Regions from separate parts of the Homo sapiens genome. Here region 2 is linked to region 1. Evidence: chromatin loops called from intact Hi-C (ENCODE). Cell type or tissue: Calu3. All regions are shown on one strand. Each heading gives the region's core, and the rest is flanking DNA. Links, peaks and the distances in the headings are about the cores only.

What was found. Peaks named below come from ENCODE experiments on the same cell type or tissue, not always from the same donor. Only the 100,000 strongest peaks of a DNase experiment are listed, where the experiment ranks them.
Region 2: a loop joins it to region 1, with 7 times the contacts of the local background. A loop is called at or near these places in 24 of 110 quality-filtered maps.

The regions. Positions count from the first base shown.
Region 1 is chr9:76,982,350-76,994,296 of GRCh38, reverse strand. No RefSeq gene overlaps it. Among named protein-coding and RNA genes, the nearest start is that of FOXB2, 31 kb to the left of the region's middle. In Calu3, for the core only: no CTCF peak of the experiment used is centred there; a DNase peak (open chromatin) is centred at 6,516.
Region 2 is chr9:76,750,628-76,762,574 of GRCh38, reverse strand. All of the region lies in intron 6 of PRUNE2 (prune homolog 2 with BCH domain), which reads left to right. Among named protein-coding and RNA genes, the nearest start is that of PCA3, 7.8 kb to the left of the region's middle. RefSeq lists enhancers at 6,227-6,296, 6,907-6,956. In Calu3, for the core only: no CTCF peak of the experiment used is centred there; no DNase peak of the experiment used is centred there.

The DNA of each region.
Region 1 (11,947 bases), core at 2,558-10,557:
GTTCAAGCCATTCTGCTGCCTCAGCCTCTTGAGTAGCTGGGATTACAAACACCTGCCACCACGCCCAGCTAATTTTTTGTATTTTTAGTAGAGTCGGGGTTTTGCCATGTTGCCCAGGCTGGTCTTGAATTCCTGAGCTCAGGCAATCCACTCTCCTTGGCCTCCCAAACTGCCAGGATTATAGGTGTGAGCCACCAAGCCCACAGGCTGGGCTATTTGAAGACTTTTCTAGGGCTTGGTACTCTTATTTTTAGATACTAGATCGTATTAAGAAGGAAAAGGAGGCCAGGCACGGTGGCTCACGCCTGTAACCCCAACATTTTGGCAGGTGGATCATGAGGTCAAGATATCGAGACCATCCTGGCCAACATGGTGAAACCACGTCTCTACTAAAAATACAAAAATTAGCTGGGCGTGGTGGCGCGTGCCTGTAGTTGCACCTACTTGGGAGACTGAGGCAGGAGAATTGCTTGAATCTGGGAGGTAGAGGTTGCAGTAAGCCGAGATTGTGTCATTGCACTCCAGCCTAAGTGACAAGAGCGAAACTCTATCAAAAAAAAAAGAAAGTAAGTAAGTTATCCAGGAAGATAGTGAAGGTAAAAGTTTCCTCGGCAGAATTTCCCTTTTAACAAAAAAAGGCAGCCCCCAAATAATTTCTTTTCTAACAAAGAGCAGCCTGAAAAATTGAGCTGCAGACATGGATAAGCAAGCCAGAAGCTTGGACGGTGGGAATGCCGGCAGCTGTGCCAATGCAAACGGGCTACCTGAGGGCCAGGTATGTTCAACATGGAGAGTTCATCTTCCCTTTTCTTTGTCACCATGGTACAGTAAAAGAATAGGCAACATGGTGCCGGCCAGGTAGAGAACCCATCTGCATAATAAAAGATGAGAGTGGGGATGGCCAGATTTTCACACGCTATGCAAACGGCACACCTGGTCCGACTAATCTTTTGCGCCCTATGTAAATCAAACACCGCCTCCCCAAGCTCATCTATAAAACCTCCTGCCCTTCACCGTGGAGGCAGCAACCCATTTCTCCAGGCACCCTCTCTCTGCAGAGAGCTTTTCTCTTTCTTTTACCTGTTAAACTTCCACTGTGCACCTCACTCTTTGTATGTCCACATCCAGTTTTCCGTGGACGTGAGACAATGAATCTCAGGTATTTACCCCAGACAATGATGTTGCTTCATCATCACCACCATAACCTGCCAGGTCATCTGTCATGGTGGCTTTTAACCCCCCTCCAGGAACCACACATTTCTTCTTTTTGGCTTTGCTTTGCTTGCTTTTGTTTTTCACCGTAAAGCACAGTTGGTGAACTGGTAACCTTTTTCAAGTCATCAATTTCCAGTGAAATACACACATATCCAGCTAAGACTTCCAAAAAACTGGCATAATATAGTGACTTTTCATATTGTATAATTTTATCTTTTAGTAACTTTCCAAACTCTGTAAAGTCATCTCTTAAAGATGGGTTCATAGCATTTATTCCATAAACTGTATTATTATTTTTTGAGATGGAGTCTTGCTCTGTTGCCCAGGCTGGAGTGCACTGGTGTGATCTCAGCTCACTGCAACCTCCACCTGCCAGGTTCAAGTGATTCTCCTGCCTCAGCCTCCCAAGTAGCTGGGACTACAGGCACGCGCCACCACGCCCGGCTAATTTTTTATATTTTTAGTAGAGATGGGGTTTCTCCATGTTGGTCAGGCTGGTCTTGAACTCCTGACCTCAGGTTATCTGCCCACCTCGGCATGTGTGAGCCACTGGGCCCTGCCTGTATTATTAACTATGAAAATTTCCTTTGCTAATTTGAGGTCTGACTCTTCCTATAATTTCTTTAGCACGGTTTATCTGTTAAATTGTTCTTCTGTTCTTCTGGGTTTTAGAACTTTAGGTTCTCAGGTTCTTCTAACCTCTCTTTAATTTCTACTTGCCTTTTCTTCTATTGTTGTTCTTTCTCTTTTATCTTCTCTGCTATTTATTTTTTTCTGAAATTTTAATCTCTGGTTTTACTTCTGCTTCCTCTTTGTTTTTTTTCTTTTTTGTCATTATCTTCCCAGTTATTTTTGATGTCCTCATCCTCAACTTCCCAGTGGTCCCTGCTGACAGTGCCACCACCCCGCACCTTCTGCACCAGGGTTCCCATTGAGGACTCATCCCCACCCCCATCCTGGGAGTCAAAGTCCCTCGCCGCTGCCACTGGGTCTGGCGGTGTGAAGGGGAGAGCTAGCCAGGAGTTAGTGCCATGGAAGGGAGTCACTCTATTCTCTATCTTGATTGTAGTTGTGGATATAGGCCTCTCTGTATTTGGCAATAGAACTGCACATCCAAAAAAGTAAATTTTACTGTATGTAAATATAAATATTAAAAATAAATGTAAAAACCAGGCTGGGTGTGGCGGCTCATGCTTGTAATCCCAGCACTTTGGGAGGCCCAGGTGGGTGGATCACCTGAGGTCAGGAGTTTGAGACCAGACTGGCCAATATGGTGAAACCCCCTCTCTACTAAAAACACAAAAATTACCTAGGCGTGGTGGTGCATGCCTGTAATCCCAGCTAGTTGGGAGGCTGAGGCAGGATAATCGCTTGAACCTGGGAGGCGGAGGTTGCAGTGAGCCGAGATCATGCCACTGAACTCCAGCCTGGGCGGCAGAGCAAGACTTCTTCTCAAAAAAATAAAAATAAAATAAAAAATAAAAAGTAAATGTAAAAACCAAGCAAAACAAAAAAACTCAATGAAGCCAATGATTGACTTGGTAAGAGGGTGAAGTGACTATAATACATTCAGTTTTCTCAACTGTAAGATGGAGCTAATAATAGTTCCTATCTGATAGGGTCGTTATGAGATTCTGTTTACAGAATATCTAGCACAGAGTAAGTTCTCAACACGTGTTAACCATTGTAGCCATTAAGTGCAACAACTTTCTTTCTCTCTCTCTCTCTTTTTTTTTTTTTGATGGAGTCTTGCTCTGTCACCCAGGCTGGAGTGCAGTGGTGTGATCTCGGCTCACTGCAACCTCCGACTCCCTGGTTTAAGCAATTCTCCTGCCTCAGCCTCCTGAGTAACTGGGATCACAGGCATGTGCCACCACACCTGGCTGATTTTTTGTATTTTTAGTAGAGATGGGATTTCACCATATTAACCAAGATGGTCTCGATTACCTGACCTCGTGATCCGCCCGCCTGGGCCTCCCAAAGTGCTGGGACTACAGGCGTGAGCTACCAAGCCTGGCCAAGTGCAACAAGCTTCTAAAGCAAGAATGTGGACTCCACGTTCTGATTTGCCCACTTACTAGTTGTGTGGCTTCGGTTGGACTTGTGTTAGTCATTTTTGCTTCTGCTCCTCTGAGTTCTCTTATTTTTAAAATGTGGATAATGGTACCTAGCTCAAAGGGTTTCTGTGAGAGTTAACTGAGTTAATCACTGTAAAGTACTTAGAACAGCATGCTCTAAAGGGAGAAGAAGAGGTGTGGAGAAATGGAGTAGGGTTGAAGAAACTCCTAAAGCTCCCTTGAGTTCAGAAGGGAGATGAGGCCAGCTGGGTATAGTGTGTGTGTGTGTGTGTGTGTGTGTGTGTGTGTGTGTGTTTAGGGGAGGTTGGTGTTGGTCTCAGTGTTATCTAAGTGTGTTGTACAGGCAAGGTAACTGGAGAAAAGGGCAAGGAAAGGCAAGTCTTAAAATTTCTTAGAAAGACCTTTCACAAGCCAGGTGCAGTGGTTCATGCCTGTAATCCCAGCTCTCAGAGAGGCAGAGGCAGGAGGATAGCTTGAGCCCAGGAGTTCGAGACCTGCCTGGGCAATATAGAGAGACCCCGTTCTCCACAAAAAGGAAAAAAAAAATGACAAAAAAAAAAGAAAGACCTTTCAAGAATAATTTCTACCAATGAGTGGATCAAGAAAATGTGGTATGTATGCACCAGGGAATACTACTCAGCCATAAAAAGAATGAAATAATGTCTTTTGCGACAACCTGGAGGGAGCTGGAGGCCATTATTCTAAGCGACGCACCTCGGAAAAGGAAAACCAAATACCATATGCTCTCACTTACAAGGGGGAGCTAAGTTATTAGTACGCAAAGGCATACAGAGTGATTTAACAGACTATGGAGACTCACAAGGGGGAGGATAGGAGGGGCACAAGAGATAAAAAACCACATATTGGGTACTACATATTGGGTAGAGTGACAGGTGCGCTAAAATCTCAGGCATCACTACTATACAATTCATCTATGTAACCAAAAACCACTGGTACCCCCAAAACTATTGAAATTAAAAAATATTTTTAAAAAAGAACTATATCCACCTGTGGCAGAGAAAATGGGGTATAGGGTCTGGACAGAAACAGACCTGCATTCTCCAGAGACCAAGAAAGCTATTAAGAGAGTTTAATTTGGTTCTATGTTAGTGTGGTGTCAAAGCAGGGTGAATTTGCATTAAAGAAGTGTGAAAGTCTAAAGGCAAAGTAGGTCATGAGACACGAGAATTAAATAGGGAGATATGGAGACTGTTTAATGATTTAAACCTCTATCAAGCGAATTGAACAAAGAGAGACTGTTTCTCTGTGTTTGCATGGTCATGGTCATTGTGATCACTGCTCACGTTGGTTGCAGCAGGCTGTCTTGCCAATGGCTGCTATAGCAGTAACAGGGGACTGGTCAGCAAATGTGCATTGCATCAATGACATGGAGCCCATGCCCTTTCACTGGCTTGTTGGTAGTGGTTGCATGGGGCTGGGGACCCCCTCTTGGATCTTTATTGCTGACCTCACTTCTCTGTATCACACAAGTCTCAAGAAGATAGAGAAGACAATAATACTTAATAAAATGAGAAAACTGTTTTATCAATATGTTAAGTGAAAAAAGCAGAATATGAAACTATGTATATGAACCTAATTGGTTAAACATATGTGTAGAAAAATGACTGAAATAAAACAGATTAAAACAGTAAATAATAGTTGTCTAAGGATGGAAATTACAGATGACAATCTTTCCTTTATATTTTATATCTTCTTTGCTTTCATTGATAAAAATGTTTTGCTTTTGCAATTGGAAAAGGTGAAATAAATGTAATTAACTTATAAGAAATGTAAGTTCTTCCTTGTTCAGAGCTTTACACATTGCTCAGCAACAAATGGTTGTTTGCTAATTGGTATGTAAAGGGCAATAAACAAGTTAATTGCTGGCTACATTCTCGAATAGCTAGAGGAAGTTCAAAGCTTCTCAACCTTATTTCAGCTCCAAGAAAGAGGACCTCTGATGTGGGTCAAAGACCTAATGGAGTCCTCAAAAGCCCACCATGCGCCATAGTGGGTGGAGGCTGGGCAGGAGGGAGAAGCTTCAAAGCCCCCTCTTTCCATGACATGCTTCTTCTTCACATCAATTTCCATCACTTCCCTTTCCCTCTCTCAGCTACTGTTAAAAGATGGACTTTTGTATTAGGTTGCTGGGGTTGCCAAAGTAAAGTGCCACAGACTTAAATCACAGAAATTTATTTTCTCAAAATTCTAGGGTCTAGAAGTCTGAGATCGCAGTGGCAGCAGGGTTGGTTTCTTCTGAGACCTCTCTCCTAGCTGGCAGATGCCCTTTTTCCTGTGTCTTCACATGGTCTTCCCTCTCTGTGTGTCTGGGTCCGAATCTCCTCTTCTTATGAAGATATCAGTCATATTGGATTAGAACCCACACTAATGACCTCATTTAACTTAAAGGCTCTATCTCCAAATATAGGCATTTGGAAATACTGGGGGTTAGGGCCACAATGCATAAATTTTTGGGGGACACAGTTTAGCCTATAACAGGATTGAAGTGTCTCCTTTCTTAAGGAGCCATGTCTCTGCTCATAGAGATTCAAAAGAAAGCCAAGGTTGGGCTTAGGAGAAAATAAGCAAAAGTAGAGGCTGCTTAAAGTTTTTGGGTTTGGTATAGCCCACCAGGTTAAGAAATCTGACAGGAATTTGAGTAATCTGAATCCATTCTGCGTTTGCCCAGAGTCTCCTTCTGGACACATAGCCCTCTTAAATCTCTGGCTGCATTGAGGCTGCTTGAGAATTTGAAATCTCAGTCATCTCCTCCTTGGGGACATGGTGAATATGTCATTCTGTTGAACTGATCACCATATTATCGGATGTTTCTACAAAAGCAAAACAGAGTTGAGAGCAGAAATATTAGAATCTTAGAAAGTGACAGGGGCTGGAGGATGAAGAGGTGGCAGGGTAAAAGGATGGGGTACTTTGGTCATATTATCCTTGATAGGCTGGTTGACATTCTCATTCTCTGCTAAGAACAAGCAGAAGCATCCCAGGAAACTCTTATGGGACTTTAATGTGATGAAATGAGAGAGATTATCTCTCTCCTCTGCCTAAGGGATGACTATCCATAGAATGTACTCAGACTTCTTTCCAATCACAGAGATAAATCCTGAAAGTTTTGCAGTATGGTACTGATTTCCTTGACCTACCAGAGTCCAGGTCTATAAAGTTTGCCTTTGCCCAGCCAGCAGATGGTGCCATTTTTCTAGGAAATTGAGCCAGATTCAGCTTGAACTGTCATTTGGCCTTTAGTGTTGTAGGCACTGTGCTCACAGCATGTTGTATAGGGCTTCACAGGTAACCAGTTTCTGTTCGAGGAAAGTCTAGCGCTCTTACCTGCAGTTGAACACACTGAAATCTTCAAGTTTCTCAGTTTAAGTGAAAACTTTTATTTTTAAAATTTCGGGATAATTAGAAGAAAATCTTAGTATTTCCTTTAGAAAAATCTTCCCCCACCCCTCAACTCTCTCTTTCTCTCTCTCTCTCTTTCTCGCATCTTATTCCAACATACCAGGTGGAGCCATCTCATCTTTCCTTTGAAAGGCCCTCTCACAATCCTTCACGCTTACACATGGTGGGTGGACTAAATTCTATAGTGAAATTGTAGCTTTTGAGGAATGAGTACTTCTGAACAGCTGCTTTACTTTTTGGGGGACATCTAGCTGTGTATTTATCTTTTAAGGTATAAATGCTTTCCTTCAAAAAAATATATACATATTCTGAAATATTTGGAAGCCAGTTGCAGATGTTATGACACATCAGCCCTAAATATTCAGCATATAACTCCTAACAATAAAGACTTTCTTCTATGTAACTGCTAAACCATGACCATATCTAAGAAAATCAACAGTAATTTCCAAGTATTACTTAATATCCATTTCATATTCAAAATTTCCTAGTTATTTCCCATATACCTTTCATAGCTGGTTTTATTCAACTGCATCCAATCAAAGCTCACACATTACATTTAGTTGTTTCATCCATTCATATATACATATATATGTGTGTGTGTGTGTGTGTATATATATATATATATTTTTTTTTTTTTTTTTTTTTTTGAGATGGAGTTTCACTCTTGTCGCCCAGGCTGGAGTGCAATGGCACAATTTCAGCTCACTGCAACCTCCACCTCCCAGGTTCAAGCTATTCTCCTGCCTCAGCCTCCCGAGTAGCTGGGATTACAGGCATGCATGACCATGCCCGGCTAATTTTTGTATTTTTAGTAGAGACGGGGTTTTACCATGTTGGCCAGGCTGGTCTTGAACTCCTGACCTCAGGTGATCCACCCACCCCACCTCCCAAAGTGCTGGGATTACAGGTGTGAGCCACCGCTCCTGGCTGAGTGTATGTATATATACATATACATATGTAAATACACATATACATATATACGTATTTAAGTCAAGGCCTATTGTCATTTGGATTATCCTGCATTCTAGATATGTTGCCTCATAGGGTCATTCTTTTTGAGACGGAGTCTCACTCTGTTGCGCAGGCTGGAGTGCAGTGGCACTATCTCGGCTCACTGCAAGCTCTGCCTCCCAGGTTCACGCCATTCCCCTGCCTCAGCCTCCCGAGTAGCTGGGACTACAGGCACCCGCCACGATGCCTGGCTAATTTTTTTGTATTTTTAGTAGAGACGGGGTTTCACAGTGTTAGCCAGGATGGTCTCAATCTCCTGACCTCATGATTCTCCCGCCTCAGCCTCCCAAAGTGCTGGGATTACAGGCGTGAGCCACCACGCCCCACCCATAGGATCATTCTTAACGTGCATTGTTCCTCAGATGTTAGAACCTGAGGCAAGGCCTATATGCTACAATTCTCCTTGGAAGTTCAGGCCTGGGGAGCAGGTGTGGGTGTGTACAGTTGGTAATGAGGCAGGGAAGGGGAGTGAGGTGATATGACTATGTGTTATCATGCTTCCCGTTCTCTACTATTAAGTAGGTTGGCTACTTTATCTTGTGGGATCATCTGAGACAGCATGTCAATGGCTGTTTCTTAAGATGATCTGTTTGAAGGAGACAACAGGGAAGAATGTATCCACCGGCTTTCATACTCCACCGATGCAAGAGTCATGTGCACCCTACAGAGTGAATCCTGCCCTCCTTTCAGTTTGTGCATGAGCAAGCCTGGAACTGGCTGCGAAGTTTCATATCTCTGTCTCGGGGGAAGCCTGGGATGAGAAGCAGCACTGTAGGGTGCTGCCCACATAAAGTCTTCTGGAGCCCAGGCAGACTTGGTTTCTGCAAGGATGCCTGGAGCTGAACACAATGTCCCTGGAGACAGATGAGGCCGAGAGGATCTGATACATAAGTGTGTCTGATGCAATATCTTATCTTTTAACTAGTTCCTCTCTTGCTTGTAGCTACTATAAACTGGAAGTCAGCTCTGAAACCTTGATGAGATTCAGGTAGAATATTTTGGCCAGATAACTTTATAAATGTTATTGTGTACTTCATATTGCACCACATCAGGAGGCACAAAATGCCAGGTTGTTTCACTATTAATGATGCTAAGTTACTTGGTTTTGTTGTGACAAGTAGATCTCTGATTGTAAAGGCCCATTTTCCCCTTTGCAATTAGCAAGCAACTGGAGATATATGACACTGTCCTTTTCCCAGCAATCTTTTAACTAATGATTTTAACATTCATTGATTTAGTCATTTTCTGAATCAATTATTTCACTGGGGGTTGCAAACTTATTAGCCGACATTCTTCTCTGAAGAAGCTTTTCTAGATCACCTGGAGATTAACTACCATTGCTCTTAGGAAGCAGGGAAAATAGTTCTTTTGTTTTAATTTCCAATTTTCAGAGTAAGGAGTTGAAAGTTAAAATAATAGTCATAATCTTCCATGGTGCCAAATTAATTTTGTTTTGTTTTGCCTCCTTTGAGTATTGTATGTGGACTTATGCCTTTTCATTTATTCAATATTTAACAATTCATTATACTTATTGAGGCTACAATTTCCCCAAATTTGCCAAGTAGAAGCCCTGAAAACTGGTTGCTGTGTTTTACTGATATGCCCTTATCATTTCTTTAGTAAAGGCTTCCTTGCTTTCTGGCAAAACAAGATGTCTCATCTTGTCCTTTCCTTGCCCCAGACTTGGAATTCAACCTTTTACTGAGGATATTTGATTCCTTTTATTGGGGAATGGTATTTAGAAGCCAAGATCCAGATACTAGGTATGCTAATTGCTACCGGAGTTTTGGTACTTCTAGACTCTTTCAACGGTCAGAACTAGGAAATCTATTTTTAAAAATCATGAGTTCATCTGATCTCTCCCTGTGACGAAGTCCCCGGGGGAGGGGTGGCCACCCTGTCTGTGATTTAGCTAACATAGCCTTCCCAGCCTCCTGGCTCTAGAGAGTCTGGGCAGTCTGGATGAGGAGGGCTCCCCCCAGCACAGCACACCTGCTCTGCCAAGGGGCAGCCAGATTGCTTCTTTAAGTGGGTCCCTGACCCTGTTCCTCCTGACTGGGTGAGACCTCCTAACAGGGGTCTCCAGACACCTCCTGTAGGAACGTTCAGGCTGGCATCAGGTTGGTGCCCCCTGGGATGGAGCCCCCAGAGGAAGGAGCAGGCTGCCATCTTTGCTGTTTCGTAGCCTTCGCTGGTGATACGTCCAGGGAGGGACTGAGGTGACTCGGATCTGGAGTGGACCCCCAGCAAACCACAGCAGCCCTATGGAAGAGTGGCCTAACTGTTAAAGGAAAACAAACAAACAGAAAGCAATAACAACAACATCAACAACAAAGACCCCACAAAACCCCTATTCACAGTTCAGCAACCTCAAAGATCGAAGGGAGATAAGCCCACAAAGATGTCAAAGAATCAACGCAAAAACACTGAAGACTCAAAAAGCCAGAGTGCTGCTTCTTCTCCAAATGACCCAACACATCTCTAGCTAGGGCACAGAACTGGGCTGAGGCTGAGATGGCTGAATTAACAGAAGTAGGCTTTAGAAGGTGGGTAATAATGAACTTCACTGAGCTAAAGGATCATGTTCTAACTCAATGTAAAGAAGCTAAGAACCAGTACAGGAGCTGATAACCAGAATAGCCAATTTAGAGAGGAACAGAACTGACTTGATGGAGCTGAAAAACACAACACAAGAACTTCACAATGCAATCAGAAGCATCAATAGCAGAATAGACCAAGTGGAGGAAAGAATCTCAGAGCTTGAAGACTATCTTTCTGAAATAAGACAGGCAGACAAGAATAGAGGAAAAAGAATGAACAAAACCTCCAAGAAATATGGGATTATGTAAAAAGACCAAACCTATGACTGATTGGAATACCTGAAAGTGACAGGGAGAATGGAACCAAGTTGGAAAGCATACTTCAGGATATCATCCAGGAGAATTTTCCCAACCTAGCAAGACAGGCCAACATTCAAATTCAGGAAATCCAGAGAACCCCAGTAAGACACTCCATGAGAAGATCAATCCCAAGACACACAATCTTTAGATTCTCCAAGGTTGAAATGGAAGAAAAAATGTTAAGGGCAGCCAGAGAGAAAGGCCAGGTCACTACAAAGGCAAGCCCATCAGACTAACAGTGGGCATCTCAGCAGAAACTCTACAAGCCAGAGGAGATTGGGGGAAGACCAAATAAAAGATATTTGTACTACCATGTTCATCGCAGCGTTGTTTACAATAGCCAAGATACAGAAACGACACTATTCAACATTCTTAAAGAAAAGAATTTCCAACCCGGAATTTTATATCTGGCCAAATTAAGCTTCATAAGCTAAGGAGAAATAAGATCCTTTTCAGACAAGCAAATGCTGAGGGAATTTGACATCACCAGGCCTGCCTTGCAAGAGCTCCTGAAAAAGCACTAAATATGGAAAGGAAAAACCATTACCTGCCACCACAAAAACACACTGAAGTACAGAGACCAGCAGCACTATGAAGCAACCACATAAACAAGTCTGCAAAATAACCAGCTAGCATCATAATGACAGGATCAAATTCACACATAACAATATTAACCTTAAATGTAAATGGGCTAAATGCTCCAGTTAAAAGACACAGAATGGCAAGCTGGATAAAGAGTCAAGACCCAATTGGTATGTCTTTAAGAGACCCATCTCACATGCAAAGACACACATTGGCTCAAAATAAAGGGATGGAGGAAAATTTGCGAAGCAAATGGAAAACAGAAAAAAGCAGGGGCCACAATCCTAGTTTCTGACAAAGAAGACTTTAAATCAACAACAATAAAAAAAATACAAAGAAGGACATTATATAATGGTAAAGTGTTCAATTTAACAAGAAGAGCTAACTGTCCCAAATATATATGCACCCAACATAGGAGCACTCAGATTCATAAAGCAAGTTCTTAGAGATCTACAAAGAGACTTAGACTCCCACACAATAATAGTGGGAGACTTTAACACCCCACTGACAATATTAGACAGATCATTGAGACAGAAAATTAACAAAGATATTCAGGACCTGAACTCAGCTCTGGATCAAGTGGACCTGATAGGCATCTATGAACTCTCCACCCCAAAACAATAGAATATACATTCTTCTCATCTCCACTTGGCACTTACTCTAAAATTGATCACATAATTGGAAGTAAAACACTCCTTAGCAAACGCAAAATAACTGAAATCATAACAGTCTGTTGGACCA
Region 2 (11,947 bases), core at 1,316-9,315, 230 kb after region 1:
GGGGTAAAATTACTGCAAGAGTATCTCACCACCTCTCTCAGAGTTTGTTAAGAAATGAACATGTGTGGAATCTATAGTAAAAAGTGGTATTAAGCATTTTAAAGATGGGCCTCTTCCAGAAAGTTCGAGCCAAGCAGACCGCCATCTGGATTATTCCCATGGTAGTTGCTCTCTCTGCGCACATTTCTGCAACCGCCATTCCTGCCTCCCTTATTAATAGGTTATCCGGAAATGACTTTGGATCACTGCTTCCTATGTTAACACACTTTTTGATGAAATAACAGAGAGTATTGTCATTAAAGATTTGGAAAAAAGTTAAATCTTTACAGGAGTCAAATGCAGCACATTTAATGGTTGTTGTAGAACTCAGGGCAAAGAAATCACTTTTTCCAACAACAGAAGGAAACTGTTGGTGACTTCCAAACTGGCTAAAGGTCCTTGTTCTAACCATTCTTTTTGTTTAAAATTGCTAACCTTAAAAATGATTTCAGAGTTGGCACCAGATGCATTGGAGGCTGCTAAAGTACACTTAGGAAAGACTTTAAAGCCATTAAAGTTATATGACAGTATTTTGAAGTTGTCTTTTAAATATGACGGACCCAGTTGTTTGACCATACATGATACATAATATGATATAGCTCCAGAGTGGCATTATTTGGAACAGAGTTTATGAATCATTTAAAAATTGTACCTATAACCAATGCAAAAGCTATAATTCATGTAAAGCTATAAATAATCTATCTCAAAATCTACATAAGATAGATTGACAGAGTGCTATTTGGAGTTTATGGGTCTTTTGATAAACTTTGATTAATATTCTCAAGTCAATCATTGTTGAATGAAGTATTTTAAAATTATTTGGTGAAAATTATGTATGTTTTCCAGTGTTTTCTAAAGACTTTCACTTTCTAATGGAAATTCAGAGCCACCTAGTGACCAAAAGTAAAATGTCTAAAGTATAAAACATGACAACAAAAACTCCCAGCAAAAGAGAAAAGCAATCATTTGACCCCGGGCTTTGATGTCCAGAGATAAAATTGTATCCAGTTCAGGTCTACAAAAGTAGAATTCTTACAAATTAAATTGACTAAGTCTTTTGTTATTTGGGGATTAAAGGCCCCTAAACATAGACTTGAGGTATATAGATGATTAATTTTTGTCGACACCATTTTATCAAATGAGAATTGTCTGACTTACACAAATATAGGTGACTGTTCCTCACAGATGCATCACCCCTTCCTTGATGGTGTGTTCCACTTCTGACCAGTTTGTGTATTATGACTCAAGAAAAAAAAAGATGGGGCAGCAATCTCACAGAAGACAGGACCAATGGTGGAGGAGGAAGAAAGGCATGAGGTAGATTTAAACTCCCCAAATGAGGCTTCTAATTCAGATTCATTTTTCAGCATAAAGATTCAGGCAATTCTATTAAATTTGGTTGGATTAAATTCAGCAAACCTCTGTTGAGTATTTTTTTTTTTTTTTTTTTGAGACAGAGTCTCAGTCTGTCACCCAGGCCGGAGTGCAGTGGTGTGATCTCGGCTCACCGCAACCTCTGCCTCCTGGGTTCAAGCAATTCTCGTGCCTCAGCCTCCCAAGTAGCTGGGACTACAGGCATGGGCCACCGCACCCGGCTAATTTTTGTATTTTTAATAGAGATGGAGTTTCGCAGTGTTGGCCAGGCTGGTCTCGAACTTCTGGCCTCAAGTGATCCACCCACCTCCACCTCCCAAAGTGCTGGGATTACAGGTCACCGCGCCCGGCCCGAGTCTGGACATGTACAGGTTTCTTGCTAGGCATGAATGCAGTAAATCTAAGATGCATGTAGAGAGCCAGGGTTTTCGGCTTGGTTGAAGTAGAGTGAGTCTAGAAGGACACATAGAAGATGAGGGTGGAGAGGTAGGACGTGGCTGTGATGTGGAATACTGTGATACCTGTTCCTTTTGGGGGGCTTTTGGCTAAAATCATGGTCATAGTTAGGATGATTAATCTGGATGCAGCATGTAGTGTGGACTAATGCAGGGTAAACAGATGTCAGGAAGAGCAGTGAGGTTATTCTAATGGTTTTGGATACAAGTCATAAGCATGTGACCTGGAATTATTAAAGTAAGAAGGGAAAAAGTAGATTAGAGAAAAAGAGAAGAATCTTTGGTACTGATATGGGGGAGCAGTGATATCAAGGGTGACTCCAAAATATCTGCCCTAGGTGATGAGGAAAAGAAAATGATAGAAATAATATCCTATAGCATCAGTAATGGACAAAAGGGTACCAGGGAAGTAGCTGGTGTGTGATGGAGAAAATGTGAGTATGGTTTTGATATCCATCCATTCATTCAGAAACATATACGGAGTGCCTGCTGTGTGCCGGGTGCTCAGGTTGCAGTACCATCAACAGACCCCAACTGCCAGGTACCCAGGGAAGAGGAAGGCAGCCCTGTTTCTACACCAAGGAGCCAGATTAGAGCCAATGGACAAGCTCTTTGCCAAGTGCACCAGCTTTTTAAACTAATTTATTTAAATTGTAGGGGATAACTATTATTATGTTAGTGTACAAAGGAAGTGAAACTGGAGAATTCCCTGACTGCCCTCGCAGGACGTGTGACAGGGGTGTGGCTCATCTGTTTGGCAGCTGTGTGCTCAAACCCCTTATGGGAGGAGGAGCACGCAGATGGGCAGGTGCAGGAGCCAGGGCGAGTGCTTCTGGGCTCCGGCCCCGTGGTAGCATCTAGGGCTGGGTGCCTGTGACTCCCAAAGCCCCAGTGGGCATGCTACAGTGCTCTTTTAACTCTGCAGTCCACAGATGGCTTAAGTGTTAACCAGCTCAGTGCCCTCTTGGTACCTGGGTTCTTGTCCAGCATCCAGGAAGAATCAGGCCACATGGATAAATTGAAAGATGGTAAATGTGGGGGATTTTATTGCCAGACGAAGATGGCTTTCAGCAGGATGGATGGGGAGCTGGAAAGGGAATGGAGTGGGAAGATGATCTTCCCCTGGAGTTCAGCCACTCTCCTCTCCAAATGACCCCAGCCAAAGTCCTCTCGATGTTCAGACACTCCTTTTCTTCTCTCCTTCTCTGCCACGCTGCTCTTCTGCTGTCCCTCTGCTCTTCTGCTCATCTGCTCATGGAGCCTGGGGTTTGGGGTCTGTGTGGGCACAGGATAGCAGGGCGTGGTGGGCCAAAAGGCAACATTTGGGTGTGAAAACAGGAATGCTTATTCCCATTTAGGGATACGGGTTTCCAGGATTGAGGGTGGGGTAAGGGAACTGCCCTCTTCTACCCAGTATCTCCCTGCTTCCTGTTTGTATCAGAGGTAAGTATGAGTTCACAGTCACACAAAAACTCTGTGACAGAGGCAGGCATCAAATGCACTATTTCCATTACACCTCAAATGGTGGTCTCCAGGGAGGGAGACCCAGACGGGGAGGTGAGCAGGCAAGGCTTCTGTGGCTGAACACTCTACCTCGAGGGGACTGTAACTCAGTCAGCTCAGTGGCCACCAGCTAAAAGGGGCTTGTTTCTTCCAGTATGAAGTCTGCTTCTCCAGCAAACACCTGCTTTGCACTGGAGCAGAGCAGACCTTAGGTTCTTGTCCCTATTTGCCACCTTCTGATCTGCTCCTGTCTGAACCCCCTGAGCCCCTCCTAGACTACGTTGCCTGGACCAGTTCCCCTGGTCAAGGGTGATCATGGAATAGAAAAGGATCAGAAGCTTTGACTTTAAATTCACAGCCATTTGCTACCCGTAATTTTTTTTTTCCTGGACCCATCACAAAAATTTCCTGTGGTTTCAGCCTTCTTATCCACCTATCCAGATTGTGTTGAGGGTTAAATGTGATAATGTAGAGAGAAATGCTTGTATGGATTGTAAAGTTCTGTGGGGTAGAAAATGCCTGCATCCTTTCCAAACACCGTGATTCATCTGGGCATTGTGATGCTTGCCTGTAGTCCCAGCTACTCAGGAGGCTGAGGCGGGAGCAGCCCTTGAGGCTTGAGACTGCAGTGAGCTAGTATCACGGTGCTGCACTCCATCCTAACTGACAGTGAGACTCTGTCTAAAAAAAAAAAAAAAAAATTTTTTTAAAGATATAACAACCAGACACCCTGATTCAACAGAGCAATTATTTCCTATCATTGTTATTCCCACTTGATTCTTCTGCAACTCTCTGCAGCACTAAGCAAGGAAACCCCTCAGCACCTCCTGGACTGAAAATACTAGGAGTTATGCATGCAGATTCCTTTAAGAACCATACCACCCATGGCTGGACAGGAGGGTGACTTCAGCATTACTTCTTAGTTTCACCAAGTTTGCATTTATTTAAGTTCTACACAGTTGGTCCCAAAAGCCTCAGTGCAGTTTTATGCGTTAATACTGTCAGATATAGAAATACTATAAGCTTACAAAACGCTGCTTTTGGAAGTTTAGTTATTTTCATCTCTTTTACTCTATTAGTTTTATAAGTTTTGAATAATGTATTTTGAACTTTCTATTTTGTTATAGTCTCCTGATTGAAGATAGCAAAGGTTAACCAGAAGAAAAAATTATTATTTAAAAAATTTTTTAATTCACAGAACTAAATCAGTATAAAAGGAATGAAAACAAACTTTCAAATGATGTTTTATGTAAGTTTTTAGTATGCATGTTTCTGAAGTCATTAAAGCTTAAAACTGCACTAAGACTTTCGGGATCTATTCTAATCTCTCTTTTTTTGGGTGGGGCCCAGGGATCCTCCTGCCTCAGCTTCCTGAGTCACTGGAACTATAGATGCATGCCACCATGTACAGCTAATTTTTGTAGAGATGGGATTTCTCCATGTTACCCAGGCTGGTCTCGAGTGATTCCCTGCCTCTGCTTCCCAAAATGCTGGAGTTACAGGTATGAGCCACCATGCCTGGCCTGTTGTAATCTCTTGACCATTCCACAAGAAACAAAGCTTTGAGCTTCATTAATAAATTCTTCCTCACTTCAGTTATTATCGCAATTATTACCAGTTGAGCCCTTCACTCTGGCAGTGATTTATTGGCATTCTCTAATATTAGTCATCTCAAGCAGAAAAACTTAGAATGGTTTATAGATGCTTTAGTTTCTGAAATTTCAGTCTGAATCCTAGTTTAGGCCCTTTACTCATTTACATACGAGTAAAAAGCAGTTTTCAAAACTAACATGACTCAGAATGCAGCCAAGCAATCAAAAAAAGCTTCTCTTTGAGTTTGCCAGTTGACAGTATTTTTCTGGCAGTAGTTAGTACATCTAAATATTAACTAATTAATCTAGCTTGTAATATTCGCTGCTGGTTTCATTGAATGAGGTGGGAGTAGGTCAGATCTGCAGACCATTCACAATCTCCAAATGCAAATAAAGTAGCATTTGTTTGTAGGTGGAACCAAATGATTATAAATGAATGGTGAGCCATCTCCTGGGATTGGATATAAAGGTCCTGTAAATGCAGAATTGTATCAACAAACAGCTGTTGGGAAAATACTATTATGCTGTAATAGCTGCTATTAAAATCCATTAGCAGTCTTGATGGCCTGTTTGAATTTGATGCATCATTTGCTCTGAATAGCATTTCTTCCTAAAGTTTTGCAGTAGAATTTATGCAGATTGATAGCTGGTAACAGTGACATTCTGGGAGATTAATACTGATTAAACACTTTGCTTGCATTGGCTATTCCAGCCCCCCAAAAATGCTGCAAATACTGCAGTTTAAGTATCACGGGGGGGCAGGGCACGGGCAGGGTGGGTGGGGAACAGCATCAAGCATCAAGGCACCCCCCTGTCCCTGGTGATGGAGGCTTTCTCACACTTGGCGTGAAACATCCATTTTGCTTCCATGACAAAGGTTTGCAGACTTGAAGCAGGTCCTCTGTTTCCCACTTTTTAATAACCTGCCTTTTCCTCATCCTAGTACCTTTTCCAGACTCAGGGAATCCTCCTGGGAGGCCACAGTGCCTTCAGGACACAATCTGGCTGAAAATGTTAGATGTCTAATGAGATTTTGAAAAACACATGTGTTGGCAAAGAGAATGCAGCTGTTCTGATGGAGGAAGCATTCAAATGTTAGGATGGAAAGCCAGCGCCTGGTTCCTAGTTGCGACAGCCATGCAACTCTGGAAAGAATGGGGAAGCAGCGCCATCTGGCCAGTGAGCCATACAGGCAGCTCCCAGGGGTTTACCAATTCAAAGAGGAGAGCTGCCAGGGACTGGTTTAGGCCAGCTTCACAGTTCCTGGGTGCCGTAAGTGATCCAGGATATACAGAGACGTTTTCATGCAGATTAGAAGAGACGTTAGGGTAAGTCACTGATAAATGTGGAATACATTAAATCAAGAGTAATTTTTTATCTTAAAAAAGCAGTTCCTTTTGACATATGCACTTACATGACCTCTCATTAGTTGGGGGATTTTCAGATATTCATCAAAATGGCTCTGTGAAGAGCTGAGGTTTGTTAATTTTAAATATTTTTCATCTACTTTCACTTTCTTAGTAGCCAAAGCTGGTGGTTGGTAGGAGGTGAAAGGGAAGGACCACCAGGAAATTATTTGAAAGTTTCGCTCCTCAAAGTATGATCCCCTGGCCAGGCGCGGTGGCTCACGCCTATAGTCCCAGCACTTTGGGAGGCCGAGGCAGGTGGATCACTTAAGCTCAGGAGTTCAAGATCAGCCTGGACAACATGGCAAAACCTTGTCTCTACTAAAAATGCAAAAATTTACCGGGGCGTGGTGGCGTGCACCTGTGGTCTCAGCTACTTGGCGGGCTGAAGCGAGACAATCGTTTGAACTAGGGAAGTCGACCTGCAGTGAGCCGAGATTGCGTCACTGCACTCCAGCCTGGGGTGACAAAGTGAGACCCTGACTCAAAACAGAAACAAAAACAAAGTATGGTCAGCAGCAGATTGAGCGTTACCTGGAAGCTTGTGAGAAATCCAGATTCTCCCCGAGGTATCTGAATCAGAATCTGCATTTTAATAAGACCCCTTCTTGCCCCTTGAATGCCTTCCCTGACTCCTCAAGGCAGGCTTCTAGATTCCTGCCCTCTCCTCCCAGCGTTCTTTGTCCACACCCCCACTAGACAGTGTAGCTTCTTGAATGCTTAGCCACAAATTCTTTAGGGCAGGAAGCTGAGTATTTTTTTTTATATCCCCAGAGTGGCACATGGTGTTCACTTAACCACCCATCCAGCCATCCATTCCTCCCTCCCTCATTCTCTCTCTCCATCGGTTTATCTTTTTTTCATTCGTTTACTCATTTGTTTATTTCTTCACTCATTCAGTAAGTATCCATCTACCGTGAATGAGCCAGTGCTTTAGGTATCAAAGATATGGTGTGAACGTGATAAAGTCCCTGTTGCTGTGCTGGGGGCAGGGGAGACGAATAGCAAACACATAAACAATTAAATATACAGTGTGATTTCATGTTTTGAGAAAGCACCTTAAAGAAAAATAAATCAGGGTTTGGGAATACAGAAGTCCTCCAATAAGTATCTGTTTAATCGTCGAATGAATAAAAAAGATAAATTAGTAATGATATTAAAAAGAGCGATAAGGAACCATAAAAAGTTTTTTTTGTTTTTGCTTTTGTTTTTTTGGGTTTTTTTTTTTTTTTTTTTTTTTTGAGACCGAGTCTCACTCTGTCACCAGGCTGGAGTGCAGTGCCACAATCTCGGCTCACTGCAACCTCCGCCTCCCGGGTTCAAGCGATTCTCCTGCCTCAGCCTCCCAAGTAGCTGGGACTACAGCAGTGTGCCAACATGCCCAGCTAATTTTTGTATTTTTTAGTAGAGACAGGGTTTCACCATATTGGCCAGGATGGTCTCCATCTCTTGATCTCGTGATCTACCCGCCTTGGCCTCCCAAAGTGCTGGGTTTACAGACGTGAGCCACCATGCCTGGCCGGAAGGATATAAAGTTTTAATGAAATTTTAAGAGCTAAGGTGATGGACTTAGGAAACGTCCTACCTAACTGGTCAAATGCAAAGCAAGTGTACAAACTGCCACCATAGCTCCACAAGCATTCAAAAGAAAGACAGGAAGTGTTTGGCCGGTAAAACTCAGCAAGGAGTTGAATTAAGGTAAGAACCACCCGAAGGCACTCCTTAGAAAATGATGTTCATGCGTGCCCATATAAAAAGGGACGTTCATGGATAGATGATTCATTAGGACCTAAGACATGATAGAATGTTTCTGTGAAGTTAGTGAAGTTGGGCTGTCCTGGGACATACTAATTTATGTGTCAGACGGCAAAATCAAGGAGGGGAAGTCCTAACACAGCAGAGATAGATCTGTTATTCTGCTTCCCCACCCCACCCCCACTCCCACAAATTAGCAGGTTCTGAGTAGTTCAAACCTGAAGCAGCCTTAAAACTAGCTTTTCTCTATGTTCACTCACATGTGCATCCTTTTCACTGCAAAGGGCTATTTTTTTTATTTTTAAGGGACTAGGTGTAAAGAAGAGATGCTGACAATAACACGCATTGGAAAAAATTCCAGATTATTAAGTCATAAAACTTGAGTTCCAGTCTCAGTCTCATCTTTTGCCTCCTACTAGCCATGTGGCCTTTTACAGGTTTGCAATCTGAACCATGTCTAGTCACTAGATCCATGGTTCTCAGCCCTGCCTGTATGGTGGAATCACTTAGGCAACTTTTTTTTTTTTTTTTCTGAGACAGAGTCTTGCTCAGTCACCCAGGCTGGAGTGCAGTGGCTCAATCTCAGCTCACTGCAAGCTCCGTCTCCTGGGTTCACGCCATTCTCCTGCCTCAGCCTCCCGAGTAGCTGGGACTACAGGTGCCCGCCACCACGCCCAGCTAATTTTTTTGTATTTCTTTTAGTATAGACGGGGTTTCACCATGTTAGCCAGGATGGTCACGATCTCCTGACCTCGTGATCTGCCCGCCTCGGCCTCCCAAAGTGCTGGCACTTAGGCAACTTTGAAAAACTACTGAAGCGTGGCCCTATTCCTGATTATCTGGACCAGAATCTCAGGGGAGAGGTGAGCACTGGCAGGCCTGGGGGTCATTTTTCAAAATGCACCCTCAGGTGTTGTAACATTCATCCAGAATGGAGAACCCACAGGTCATCTGTTTCACAAGGTTCCTTATTACTCCTGACAGAGAACAAGAGCTTTTTAAAAATTTTGTTGCAGTAGAAAACACAGGCCTACATAAGCAGATGGCTCTCAGTTCTAATGTCATATTGTAAGTTTCATATAAATTGCATCCTTTAGTAATAAATATGCTTAAAACATATTTTTGGAGGGCACAGTGGCTCACACTTGTAATCCCAGTACTTTGGGAGGTTGAGGCAGGACTCACTTGAATCTAGAAGTTTGAGACCAACCTGGGCAACATAATGAGACTCCATTTCCACAAAAAATACAAAAATTAGCCAGGCATGGTAGCTCTTGCCTGTGGTCCTAGCTACTCAAGGGGCTGAGGCAGAAGGATCCATTGAGCCCAGGAGGTGGAGACTCTAGTAAGTTGTGATCACACCACTGCACTCTAGCCTAGGTGACAGAGCAAGACCCTGTCTCCAAACAAAAACAAAACAGTGTATCTTTGAAAAAGTAATACTTTCTTTAGAGTTAATACATAGTTTAAATATCTCATTAATAGATGAGGTTAAAAGCAATAGTTTTCTTTTTCTATTAGAATTATCAGAGGGCAGCCCAATGACTCTTTTCAAATGCTCTCAAGGATTGGACTACCCAATCTTTGGGTTATTCAAGGGTAGAACTTGGGCTCTGGAGTCAGTATCCCTAACCAACTGCTGGATCAAATATTTTTAAAGCACGTAGTCTTGCTTAACTTCTCTGCACCCCAGTCTTCTATATGTAGATTGGGGAATGATATTAATACCATTATTAACCTGTCCAAAATGATTATTTTGAGGAATTGATAAATTAATCCCTGTGATATGCTCAGAGCGTTGCCTGCTGTATTATAAGTGCTGAAATATTTGCTGTTATTATTAACCTTCTATTCAGGAGACTGAAAGCTTATAGAAAAAAGGTTAAGGAGAAAATTTTACTTCCATATAAGGAAAAAAACTTTCTAATATCCTATCCAAAGATGGAATGAACATCTCATGTGGTCATGAGCTTCCCGTCTGTAGAAGTGTTCAATCCCCGGCTTTGTAACTGCCTGCAAGAGTGAGGTATAAGGCATTTAAGAATTGAGTGAGTTGCCGGGCGCGGTGGCTCACGCCTGTAATCCCAGCACTTTGGGAGGCCGAGGCAGGTGGATCACGAGGTCAGGAGATCGCGACCATCCTGGCTAACACGGTGAAACCCCGTCTCTACTAAAAATACAAAAAATTAGCCAGGTGTGGTGGCGGGCACCTGTAGTCCCAGCTACTTGGGAGGCTGAGGCAGGAGAATGGCGTGAACCCAGGAGGCGGAGTTTGCAGTGAGCCGAGATTGCACCATTGCACTCCAGCCTGGGCGACAGAGTGAGACTCCGTCTCAAAAAAAAAAAAAAAAAACCAAAAAAAAAACAGGAATTGAGTCAGTCGTTGATCTAAATAGCTTTTAAGGCCCATCTAATCCTGATATTTGATTTTTCTTTCATTTTAATTTTAGAGTTATATGAGTCTATGAAGAGCCTAACTAATCTATCTGTCTTGGGGAGAAGAAATTTCAGTGGATGCTCCTAAATGATGTCATGGCTTTTCATGAGATCCAAATTTGATAGTTCTCCACACTTAAATTTGATAGGAACAAAATCCACTGCTTCCAAACCACCACTAGTTTTCTGACTTAGACTTTGGTAAAGAATGTAATCTAAATAGCCCTATCCTTTCTTTTCTATCACAATAACTGTCTAACCAAATCTATTTAGTTATTCATTTTGACTGGAGGTTGGAGGGATCAGTAAGAGTTTCTAGTAGTATTTTCGGTGAGAGGTTTTTTTCCAAATATATTGATTTAAACAAACCAAACAGAGCTATTCTGCCATATTTCAGTATGGATTTGCCTGGTACATTTCCCACGAAGATACAAATTTAAAGGCCTTCTATTTCCTGTGACAAGGGCAGAAGGAAATCAGAGGTATATAGGACAAGCATTTAAGGATTTAACTGTTGCAAATGATCTCTGACTCTTAAAAGTGAAATATAAAATGGAAAGTGTTTTTGTTCATAGCAAGTATGCAAAATAATAATATCTGTGCTGGCATTAAGCCTAGAAGACACACTAACTTAAGTATGCTTTTAATTCCAGGCCTTTCACTGACTCTAAATTTCAGTAACTTCATTGATGAATATCAATGTTATTGACCCTACTAAGATTTCTGTGTGTGTGTGTGTGTCTGTGTGTGTGTGTGTGTGTGTCTGTGTCCCCTAGGGAACTTCTGCCATCTGTCAGTGAAGAGCATCTAGCATTCTTGCAAAGAACAGCTGTTTACATCCAGACTGCTTAGCAGAGTGCATTAGATGAGGCTATTTGTGAGGCAAAAAGGAAGTTCAACTTCTTGTGCGTTATGCGTATGTTACGGGTCTAGATTTAGGTGGGCTAATATGTTGAGCCAAAAAGCTTGGCAAATTGATACAGCAGGAGCCTTCTGTTGAACATTAATCATTTCTTTCCTTAATCTTTATACTTGTCTCCTAGTCTGGTTCAATAAATAACAGTGAATTCCCATGCCTTTTGCTACAGAGTCTCAATCCCAGTCCACATTCCCACAAACGATCCTTTAGGTTTGCATTAGCAACTTCCCAATTATATTTGTAAGCCTGACCTTTCATTGATTTCTAGACACATAAGGATACCTTTCAAGGAATGGCATACAGCTCTCTTGGTTTTCATACAAGCGCCTCAAACTCAACAAGGCAAATGTGAGCATGTCACCTTCTCTCTGCTCCCACTGCGACTGCCTTAGTTCAGTACCTCCTTTTGTCTTACCCAGAGCATAGCAATCAAGACTAGCCCATGGACTCTTGTGCAAATGAGGGACT